2 separate regions of the Homo sapiens genome follow, and region 1 is linked to region 2. A link is a loop called in an ENCODE intact Hi-C map of the cell type or tissue named here. Cell type or tissue: CD14-positive monocyte. All regions are shown on one strand. Each heading gives the region's core, and the rest is flanking DNA. Links, peaks and the distances in the headings are about the cores only.

Region 1 (5,385 bases), core at 247-5,246, 54 kb after region 2:
CAGAGATTTCTTAAAGTGGATCCATTACCTACAGTAGCATGCTCCAACTTCATAACTGTTTTTAATCTTACAAACTCCATGAACTTTGTCTATGGTCTCTAATCAAGCATAATGTTAAATTTAGATGTAATTGGCCTTACAGTTTTCATGTTCACAGTGGATTAGATACAGCAGGTCTAAAGAGGTTGAAGGGAAAAAAATATAAAAACCAAAAAGTGACATTAGTGAAAAGAAAGCCGAAAATAGTGAGAAATCAAAATATACAACTAAGTCTGGAATTAAATAGTCAAGGAAAAAACAATCATATACATGTCAGTATCCATTGCACTGTATTTCTAAACTGTGTTCAGAAAACATCTTTTTACAACAATGACCCTACGTGATTAAGAAATCTCAAATTATTTTCAGCATATTCCGATTAAGAAAGTATGAAAATGAATATCATTGTTAGGAAGATGTTTGCTACACGTATTAAAAGTACCAATGCAAAGCAAAATTTTAAAACATCTTAAAATGGTATTTAAAAAACTCACCTTAAGAAAAAAACTTCAGTTTCTGAAAATGGATAAACAAGAACGAGAAAAGCATCCCTTGACATCTGGGAGCTAACGTGACACTCAGAGGACCTCTCCATGGCCTTGTCCTGTGCAGCAGAAAACTGTCACAGAACACCAACTTCAGACAAGGAGCAAGATGAAAACAAGACTACTTCGCAATCATGGACACACAATAAAAGCAGAAAAGCATAAACATTTTTCAAACCACCAAAATGACCACACATCTTCCTATTCTGACTACTATGGGTTAGTGTTGTTTCTTTACCAAATAAAGCTTCAGACTTCTTGTAGTTATTCTTCCTTCTAGAAAAGATTTATCAAGATACTCAATGGTAGAATTAGTCTCATTTCCTGACAGCAACTGCATTAGTCAAGGCCCTCCAGAGAAGCAGAGTCAATAGAATATAAAGAGATATAGAAAAGGAAACTTTTTAGGGGAATTGACTCACATAATTATGGAGGCTGAAAAGTCCCATCAGCTGCCATCAGCAAGCTGAAGAATGAGGAAAGCCAGGGGTGTGATTCAGCCTGAGTTTGAAGGCCTAAGAACAAGGGGAGCTGATGCTGTACTCTCAGTCCGAGGCTAAAGGTCTGAGAGCCCCAGGGCTGGGAGGTAGGAAAGTCTGGTCTAAGCCTCCAAGTCCAAAGGCCCAAGAAACCAAAGCTCCATGTCCAAGGCCAGGAGAAGATGGAGCCCCAGCTCAAGGAGAAAGAGAGAGTAAATTCCTCCTTTTTCCACCTTTTTGTTCTACCTGGGCCCTCAGCAGATTGGGTGATGCCCACTCACGTTGGTGAGGGTAATCTTCTCCACTCAGTCTACTGATTGAAAAGGTCATCTCCTCCAGAAACACCCGCACAGACACACCAAAAATAATGTTTACCAGCTGTCTGGGCATGTAATTCAGTCAAGTTGACACATAATATTAACCATCACGGCATCCAATCCAGAACAAAACCCTGCTTGTTTAAACCCTCTCCAAACTACCTAACATCAGCCCAAATCCTATAATAAATTATTTCTAACACCCTCTTATGAAGCACCACAAGGTCCTCCATGGCATGCATTTTCCCTCACTGCAAAAAAACACAACTTGTTTAACTACAGGTGTGTTCCTGGTGGTCTTTGAATGAAGACATTGACAGAAAGTAGCACAGCATGCTGGTTAAAGACTGTTTTTATTCGAATCCTGGCTTTGCCAATCAACAGCTGCATAAATTAAACTCTTGACCTCAACTCCCTTATTTGTAAAACAAGGATAACAAAAATACATTTTTTGTAAGGTTGGGTTGAGGATTAAATAACAGAAGATGATCTCTTAACTAATTTTAGCTGTAGAAAACAGAATATCTAACCAAATTGGCTTTAAAAATAAATGTTAAAAACCTGTTAACATTTATCTCACATTACGTTAGTTTAAGATGGCCTGAGAGTTTGATGGGTGGTTCGTTGATGTCAAATGAATCCAAGTGCTTCACATCTTTCCACTGTAACCTCATCCTGTGTCCCGAGTGCTGCCACGTGCATGGTTGCAGGATGCTGTGGCCTCAAGTGTCACACCTGCAACACTTCAGTCTTAAAAACTAGGAAGTAAGGAGGACAGCAGCCTTCTCTTACATCTTTCTGTTTTGGGCAGAGAGAAAACCCTTTTCCAGAATTCCTACCAACAAATCTTCCCCTTTTGTCTCCTTCCTGAGAGTCAACATTGTGCTAGCTCCAAGCTGGGATTCTAGAGCTGCATTGTCTGAAATAGAATCCTGGCTCCACCGCTGACTGACTATGTGACCAGGGCAAGTTACTTAAGCCTCACTATATGTTAATTTTTCACTTATAAAATGGGAATAATAGTATCCACATCAAGAGCTGATATGAAGATTGATTACATATGTATGTATATATGTGACAGAGCGCTTAGAACAGTGCCAGACACATGTTAAGTGTGAGTGCTAATTCTTATGATGTGCTATGTCACATGGTCATTCATACAAAGGAGGCTGTGAATGGATGTACGTGGCCTTTTTAGCCTCTTTCTTAGAAGGGAGGCTGTGCTAACAAAGAAGAAATGGAAATGAAAAAGGTTCTTGCATAGGCCAACCGTGTATGCCACTACCTGTAGAGTATTTTGAAGAGTGCTTAGCACAGAGTAAGTTCTAATAAATAATCTTCATTATTTGTCATAATAGTCTTTCCTCATCAAGTGACAAAATACTCTGGAACAAGTGAGCATTTAATAAATAGATCTCCAAATCCAGCAACATTAATGTACTCCTCCTTTATGTGGCCAGCCACATTCCTGCACCGCCCTGCAGACTCCGTGGACACAAGTGGCTATGACTCAGTGGCAGGAAATGATGCCACATGATGCCTAAGGATGCAGGGAGGTCATTAGGCTCAAAGAAAGTGTTTTTGCAGGGACTTGTCCCCATCTGTGGAGATGTGCTGAAGGCCTTACTCCTCCTGCTCAGGCACCTGCCTGCTCAGGCGAGGCACCTGCTATACTTACTCTGCCTCTATGGGGGCCGCCACATTGCTATAGCAAATGGTCCCCAAAAATATCCACTGAGGGAAGAAGCAGGGCAGCTTTCTCTCTCAGTCATCAGTGTTGGTCTGTTTACTCAATTTAATTTCTGAATTTTCTTTATCTCACTATTTAGGTTGCTTGCTCAGCAAATTCCTGATCTATGACTCAGACTCCAGGACCTCAGACCATTGTCTTGAGCTTCAGGCTCTGATTAGTTCATCTCATAGAACTATTTTATTGGTTAAAAAAAAATAGCACACTACGGTGGAAAGCACACTTGACCATCTAGAGTTATGGATTCTAGCTATATCTGGACCACAAATTAAATGTGTGATTAGGTTAAATTAGTTATTCTTTTTTTTTTTTGAGATGGGGTTTTGCTTTTGTTGCCCAGGCTGCAGTGCAGTGATGCGATCTCGGCTCACTGCAACCTCCGCCTCCCAGTTTCAAGCAATTCTCTGGCCTCAGTCTCCCAAGTAGCCAGGATTACAGGTGCCCGCCACGATGCCTGGCTAATTTTTATATTTTTAGTAGAGATGAAGTTTCACCATGTTGGCCAGGCTGGTCTTGAACTCCTGACCTCAGGTGACCCACCCACCTCGGCCTCTCAAAGTGCTGGGATTACAGGTGTGAGCCATCACACCTGGCCAAATCAGTTATTTTTTATTTTATATTTATTTTATATTTTATTTTATATTTATATTATTATTAAAATGATGAGTTCAAACCTGATGAACAAAAGTTTTCTTATTTCTCTATAATTGTAACCTTTGGAGTATATTGCACTCAGTTTTCTAAGGGTCTAAAAAGTCCAGAAACTCTCCGCAGAACTGCGTGTCTCTTGGTTACTTATTAGATAATTTATCTTAAAACATCTGGTCCTCTATTTTTTAAGTACTGAAAAACATAAATTAGGAATATCTGGGCAATATTAACAACTACAACCAAATCTTTGGATTTCTGAGTAATTATAAATTATGCAAAATCTACTTAACTTCATGTTTACTGAACAAAACATTTCGGAAGGTCCGCTCAGCAGGTAAGTCATTAGGCTCATCTTCAGGTAATCAATGACAAACTTATAAATATAGGACATTCAAATTCTTGCATTCCTGGGATAGACATCCACAGAATAAAAAATTTCTGGGTGCAGTTGCCTCAATCCACCTGTCAGAGTGAATTTAATCCTACCACTAATCCACTTCTCTTGGTCTGAAAGACTTCTCTAAAATATAATAGCTGAAAATATAAAAGGAAGTCTTCGTTAATTTCTAACAAAATCATGCCTCATATGAGGTCATGGAGGTAGGTTAGTAGGAAGGACAGATGTTACATAGTAACAAGAAACAGTTCTCTCTTAAGGTGAGCTAACTGTGGTGATCCACCAGAGGCGGTGCTAGAGGGTGCCTGGCAAACAAATGGACACGGTATGATAGAGGGTCTTGGTTGAAGCATCAGATGTGGACCACGAGAACAGTGACAGGGAGCAGGTGCTACTCTAACAAACTTTAGCAACTTTCTGATTGTGCTGAGCAACAGGTCTCCTAACACCCCATTGAGACCAGATGCCAAAGTTGGCATCTCCTAAAGGCAATATTGTTTTTATTGCTATGATAAAAAGTTCACGTTCATTCATTAATATTGTTATTACTTTTCTCTCCTTTCACTCGCAAACAGAAATTACAGGCCTTGAGAAGTTAATGGCCTCTGGCTGTGCACCTGCCTCCAATTAGTACCGAGGCAATAGGTGAAAAATATGTTTGGAAGCATGCAAACCTCCAGGGGCTGGTTAATGCCCTATTAAACCTGATATTTTAGAAAAGTTCTGAGCCATGGAGTTGTATTCTGTTTTTGGATTGTCAACAAGATCAACACCTCTGGCAGTTCAAATAATTGCCTGGCCCAAGAGGCTGAATAAATTAGAAAAGTTAAAAAGAAGTAAAAAGTAACGCTGACAAGTTCCTGCAAACAAAATAGCCTTTCAGGCTCACTGATATGACAAACTGAGCCTATGAAGAGCAGCAAAATTAAAAATCAAACTGCAGATTTAAAACAGAATATTTTGTTTTAAAAGTCTCCACAATAAGCTTTTTAGAAAAGATAACTTTAGAGTTATAAAAGAGTTGCAAAAATAGCACAGACTTCCCTTCTGCCCTTTATGCAGTTTTCCCTTATGTTAATATCGTACATAATAATAAAATAATAATATTTTACATATTGTACATAATAATAAAATAAACGAAGGAATTATCCTTGGTATGATACTCCTAGTAAATATAGAACTTTTTTTGAATGTCACCAATTTTCCC
Region 2 (5,385 bases), core at 199-5,198:
TTCTGCCTCAGGGAGCACAGCTGTCCAGAGCAGCTGTCAGCCTGCAAGCCTGAAACACTCCCTCGGTAAAGTCCTTCCTACTCAGGACAGAAATGACGAGAACAGGGAGCTGGAAACAGGCCCCTAACCAGAGAAGGGAAGTAATGGATCAACAAAGTTAACTAGCAGGTCAGGATCACGCAATTCATTTCACTCTGACTGGTAACATGTGACAGAAACAGTGTAGGCTTATTGTATTTTCATGTAGAGTAGGACCCAAAAATCCACCCAAAGTCCTTTATCTATGCCACATCCTTCTTATCTATACTTCCAGGACACTTTTTCTTCCTTATGATAAGGCTCTCTCTCTCTCCACACACACACACACACACACACACACACACACACACACACACACAAACACACACCCCGCCAACCAAGGTGCATGTAAAAAGATGTAGATTCCTCTGCCTTTCTCATCTACACAGCCCAGGAGGGTAAGTTAATATAAGAGGGATTTATTGGTAAGAGATGATGCTTAATCTGTTTAACACTGGGCCTCAAAGAGAGAATTTCTTTTCTTCTGTACTTATTAAGCACCTATTATGTGTTGAGCTTATATATACAAAGGGTTATTATATGCTAATATAGTAATAGTAATGGTGGTTGGTACTATGGTAATTACCATAAAAATTATTATCCTTTTAAAATAAAGCTAATTATTATTGGATCTTTTTTAGTATTCATTTTATGTTTTTTATGTTTTTGATTTTTTAAAAGACAATCTCACCCTGTTACCCAGGCTGGAGTGCAGTGGTGCAATCATAGCTTTCTGCAGTCTTGAACTCCTGGGCTCAAGCAATCCTCCTGCCTTGGCCTCCCAAAGTGTTGGGATACAGTCATGAGCCACTGCATCTGGCCTAGGATCCATTTAGATTAAAATATGCATTTTAAATTTTAAAATAATATGGCTAATTTTTACCTTATGTAATGTGTATACTGGCAATAAATCTAGTTTGCTGCCTAAAGTTTAAAGTGCTTTCCAGTAAGCTTCATGTACGTGAGGGGAGACATTTAAAGTGAAACAGACAGCCAGGTGTGGTGGCTCACGCCTGTAATCCCAGCACTCTGGGAGGCTGAGGTGGGTGGATCGCTTGAGCCCTGGAGTTCAAGACCAGCCTGAGCAACATGGCAAAACGCTGTTTCTATAACAAAAATTAGCCGGGCATGGTGGCATGTGCCTGTGGTCCCAGCTACTAGGGGGCTGAGGCAGGAGAATCGTTGGAGCCCAGGAGGTCAAGGCTGCACTGAGCAGTGCTTGCGCCACTGCACTCCAGCCTGGGTGACAGGACCAGACCTTGCCTCAAAAAAATAAGAAGAAAAATTAAAAATAAATGGAAACAACTACAAAGAGCTGTTGTCCTAGATGAGCTACTTAGTTAGGCTGATATTTTGGTATTTAACTTTTAAAGTCAGGGTCTGTCACCTGCACTACATTATTAAAATATCAATTCTCAATGTATATCCACACAAAGACTGGTACGTGAATGTTCATAGTACCTTTATTCACAAAACCCCAAAGTAGAGACTATCCAAATATCCATCAACAAGTGAACAAATAAACAAAATGTGCTATATCCATGCAATGGAATACCACCCTGCAGTACAAAGAAGCTACTTGGGGATGAATCCCAAAGTCATGACGCTAAATGAAAGAGTCAGACATGAAGGAGGAGATAATGTATGCCATACGAAATTCTAGAAAATGAAAGTAACTTATAGTTACAGAAAGCAAATCAGGGCAGGCATAGAGGCTCACACCTGTAATCCCAGCACTTTGAGAGGCCACGTGGGAAGATTGCTAGAACTCAGGAGTTCAAGACCAGCCTGGGCAACACAGTGAAACTCCATTCTCCACAAAAATGGGAAAAAAAGAAAGCAAATCAGTGGTTGTCCTGTGGGGAGGGGAAGGACTGCAAAGAGGGAAGAAGCTCTGGTGGGGTGAGGGTGGTGATTCAGGTTCTGTATCCTGACTGTGGTAGCAGTTTGGGGTGTTTACATCCAAAAATATTCGTAGAATTATGCATCTTAAATGGGTGGAGTTTACTGTATGTAAATTATACCTCAATGTAAGAAAAAATAATGTGTAAGAAAACTTTCAATTCTCTTGCCAGCAAACGTTATTCAAATTCCTGAGCCCTTTACTTCGCAAATTCTCTGCACTTCTGCCCCGTACCATTAGGTGACAGCACTAGCTCCACAAATTGGATAAATGCATTTCTGGAAAAGACTAGGGACAAAATCCAGGCATCACTTGTGCTTTCATATCAACCATGCTGTACAGCTTGTGTTGCTGTCTGCAGCTGCAATGGGGACTCTTGATTTCTTTAAGGAAACTTGGGTTACCAGAGTATTTCCACAAATGCTATTCAAATTAGTGCTTATGATATGCAAGACACTGTGCTAGGAGCCAGAAAACAAAGAGGAGGAGAAATCAGTCATTATGTGGGAACAACATAGCAAGATATTTAGATCATTTTGACTAGTTAAAAAAGCAGCAGAGTACAAAATCACACATGCAATCAGTATAATCCAAATCATGTAAATATGTGCCTGTAGAAAGACTAGAGGAATAAACACAAGAATCTTAACAGTCATTGTCATTAGACACTAAGTCTAATTATTATTATTAGACACTATGATATTTGAGATTTAAAAAATCTTTAATATTTTAAAATTTAGAGCTCTTCTATTTTTCCATAGTATTCAAGTTTGACAATGATCAAGTATTACTCTTTCTTTTTTTTTTTTTTTTTTTTTTTTTGAGATGGAGTTTTGGTCTTGTTGCCCATGCTGGAGTGGAATGGCATGACCATAGCTCACTGCAACCTCCACCTCCTGGGTTCAAGCAAAGCTGTCGCCTCAGCCTCCCGGGTAGATGGGATTACAGGCGCCCACCACCACACTCGGCTAATGTTTGTATTTTTAGTAGAGATGGGGTTTCACCATGTTGGCCAGGCTGGTCTCAAACTCCTGACCTCAGAGGATCCACCTGCCTCAGCCTCCCAAAGTGCTGGGATTACAGATGTAGGCCACTGCGCCCGGCCAAGTATTGCTCTTATACATTAAAAAACAGGTGTGAGCCACTGCGCCCAGCCAGGTATTGCTCTTATACATTAAAAAATAGGCCGGTGCAGTGGCTCACGCCTGTAATCCCAGCACTTTGGGAAGCCAAGGCGGGCAGAACACCCGAGGTCAGGAGTCCAAGGCCAGCCTGGCCAAGATGGTGAAACCCCGTCTCTATTAAAAATACAAACATTACCTGGGCATGATGGTGGGCGCCTGTAATCCCAGCTACTCAGGAGGCTGAGGCAGGAGGATCCGCGGAGCCTGGCAGATCTGCCTGAGCCTGGGAGGTTGAGGCTACAGTAAGCCAAGATCATGCCAGTATACTTCAGCCTGGGCGACAAAGTGAGACCGTAACAAAAAAAAAAAAATTTAAAAAAAGAAATTTAGATCAAGATCCAACTGTAAAAAGTGGCCTAAACACCACATTAAAGAGTTTGGAGTTTATTCTGCAGGCAGAAGAGAACCATCAGGGGGTCTTCAGCATGGGAATGGCATGGTGCACCTGGTTTTTGTGAGATCATGGTGGTGACAGTGTGGGGAATGTTATTTTGGAGGGACTGGAGGCAGACAGACCGGTTAAAAGGCCAGCACAACAGATAAGGAGGAAGAAGATGAGGGCTTGGACCGAAGCAGAGAAGAGCAAACAGGGAAGGTACAAATTCAAGAAATATTGGGGGGTTTGAATCAACACATTTAGATGATTAATTAAATATGAGGACTGAGGAATAAGAAATGAGTCAAGGATGGTTCCAGGCTGCTAGGCTGCTTACCTGAGGTGGCAAAGTCGGGAGGAGTGGCAGTTTAGGACAGGGGGCAGTTGAGGAATATTGTTTTGATCATTTTGAGTTTGAGGTACAAGTTGGACACTTAGGTAAAGACTGGAGGGGAAATCTGAATATACAATTATGGGACTGAGGAACAAGTTTATTTTATTTTTTGTTTCGTTTTCTTGTTGAAGAACAAATTTAATTGTAATCCCAAGTCATCAGCATCTAGAAGACAGTGGCAGGAGGTGACTGTCTTGTGGGTAAGGGTTTGGGGTCCTTGATGAGTATCTCTCAATTGGCCTTAAATATAAGCAGGAAAAGGAGTTTATGATGGATTCCAGGCTCAGCAGGGCTCAGGAGGGCTCAGGCAGCCAGCAGAGGAAGTCAGAGCATCTTCTTTGGTTTAGCCCAAGTAATGACTTCCTTAAAAAGCTGAAGGAAAATCCAGAGTGACCAGATTATAAACTGTACTCTTGCATTTTCTCTCCCTCCTCTCACCCACAGCCTCTTGATGAACCGGAGGAAGTTTCTTTACCAATTCAAAAATGTCCGCTGGGCTAAGGGTCGGCGTGAGACCTACCTGTGCTACGTAGTGAAGAGGCGTGACAGTGCTACATCCTTTTCACTGGACTTTGGTTATCTTCGCAATAAGGTATCAATTAAAGTCGGCTTTGCAAGCAGTTTAATGGTCAACTGTGAGTGCTTTTAGAGCCACCTGCTGATGGTATTACTTCCATCCTTTTTTGGCATTTGTGTCTCTATCACATTCCTCAAATCCTTTTTTTTATTTCTTTTTCCATGTCCATGCACCCATATTAGACATGGCCCAAAATATGTGATTTAATTCCTCCCCAGTAATGCTGGGCACCCTAATACCACTCCTTCCTTCAGTGCCAAGAACAACTGCTCCCAAACTGTTTACCAGCTTTCCTCAGCATCTGAATTGCCTTTGAGATTAATTAAGCTAAAAGCATTTTTATATGGGAGAATATTATCAGCTTGTCCAAGCAAAAATTTTAAATGTGAAAAACAAATTGTGTCTTAAGCATTTTTGAAAATTAAGGAAGAAGAATTTGGGAAAAAATTAACGGTGGCTCAATTCTGTCTTCCAAATGATTTCTTTTCCCTCCTACTCACATGGGTCGTAGGCCAGTGAATACATTCAACATGGTGATCCCCAGAAAACTCAGAGAAGCCTCGGCTGATGATTAATTAAATTGATCTTTCGGCTACCCGAGAGAATTACATTTCCAAGAGACTTCTTCACCAAAATCCAGATGGGTTTACATAAACTTCTGCCCACGGGTATCTCCTCTCTCCTAACACGCTGTGACGTCTGGGCTTGGTGGAATCTCAGGGAAGCATCCGTGGGGTGGAAGGTCATCGTCTGGCTCGTTGTTTGATGGTTATATTACCATGCAATTTTCTTTGCCTACATTTGTATTGAATACATCCCAATCTCCTTCCTATTCGGTGACATGACACATTCTATTTCAGAAGGCTTTGATTT

The links. Peaks named below come from ENCODE experiments on the same cell type or tissue, not always from the same donor. Only the 100,000 strongest peaks of a DNase experiment are listed, where the experiment ranks them.
Region 1: a loop joins it to region 2, with 3 times the contacts of the local background. A loop is called at or near these places in 72 of 110 quality-filtered maps.

What each region holds. Positions count from the first base shown.
Region 1 is chr12:8,552,499-8,557,883 of GRCh38, reverse strand. The region is part of intron 2 of LOC124902872 (a long non-coding RNA gene); the gene reads left to right. Among named protein-coding and RNA genes, the nearest start is that of CLEC4E, 14 kb to the right of the region's middle. In CD14-positive monocyte, for the core only: no CTCF peak of the experiment used is centred there; a DNase peak (open chromatin) is centred at 2,893.
Region 2 is chr12:8,606,007-8,611,391 of GRCh38, reverse strand. It overlaps AICDA (activation induced cytidine deaminase), which reads left to right. Exons shown (of 5, transcript NM_020661.4): 2 at 4,380-4,527. Among named protein-coding and RNA genes, the nearest start is that of AICDA, 4.2 kb to the left of the region's middle. In CD14-positive monocyte, for the core only: CTCF peaks have their summits at 2,029 and 2,239; DNase peaks (open chromatin) are centred at 1,981 and 2,221; H3K4me3 peaks cover 916 bases; H3K27ac peaks cover 972 bases.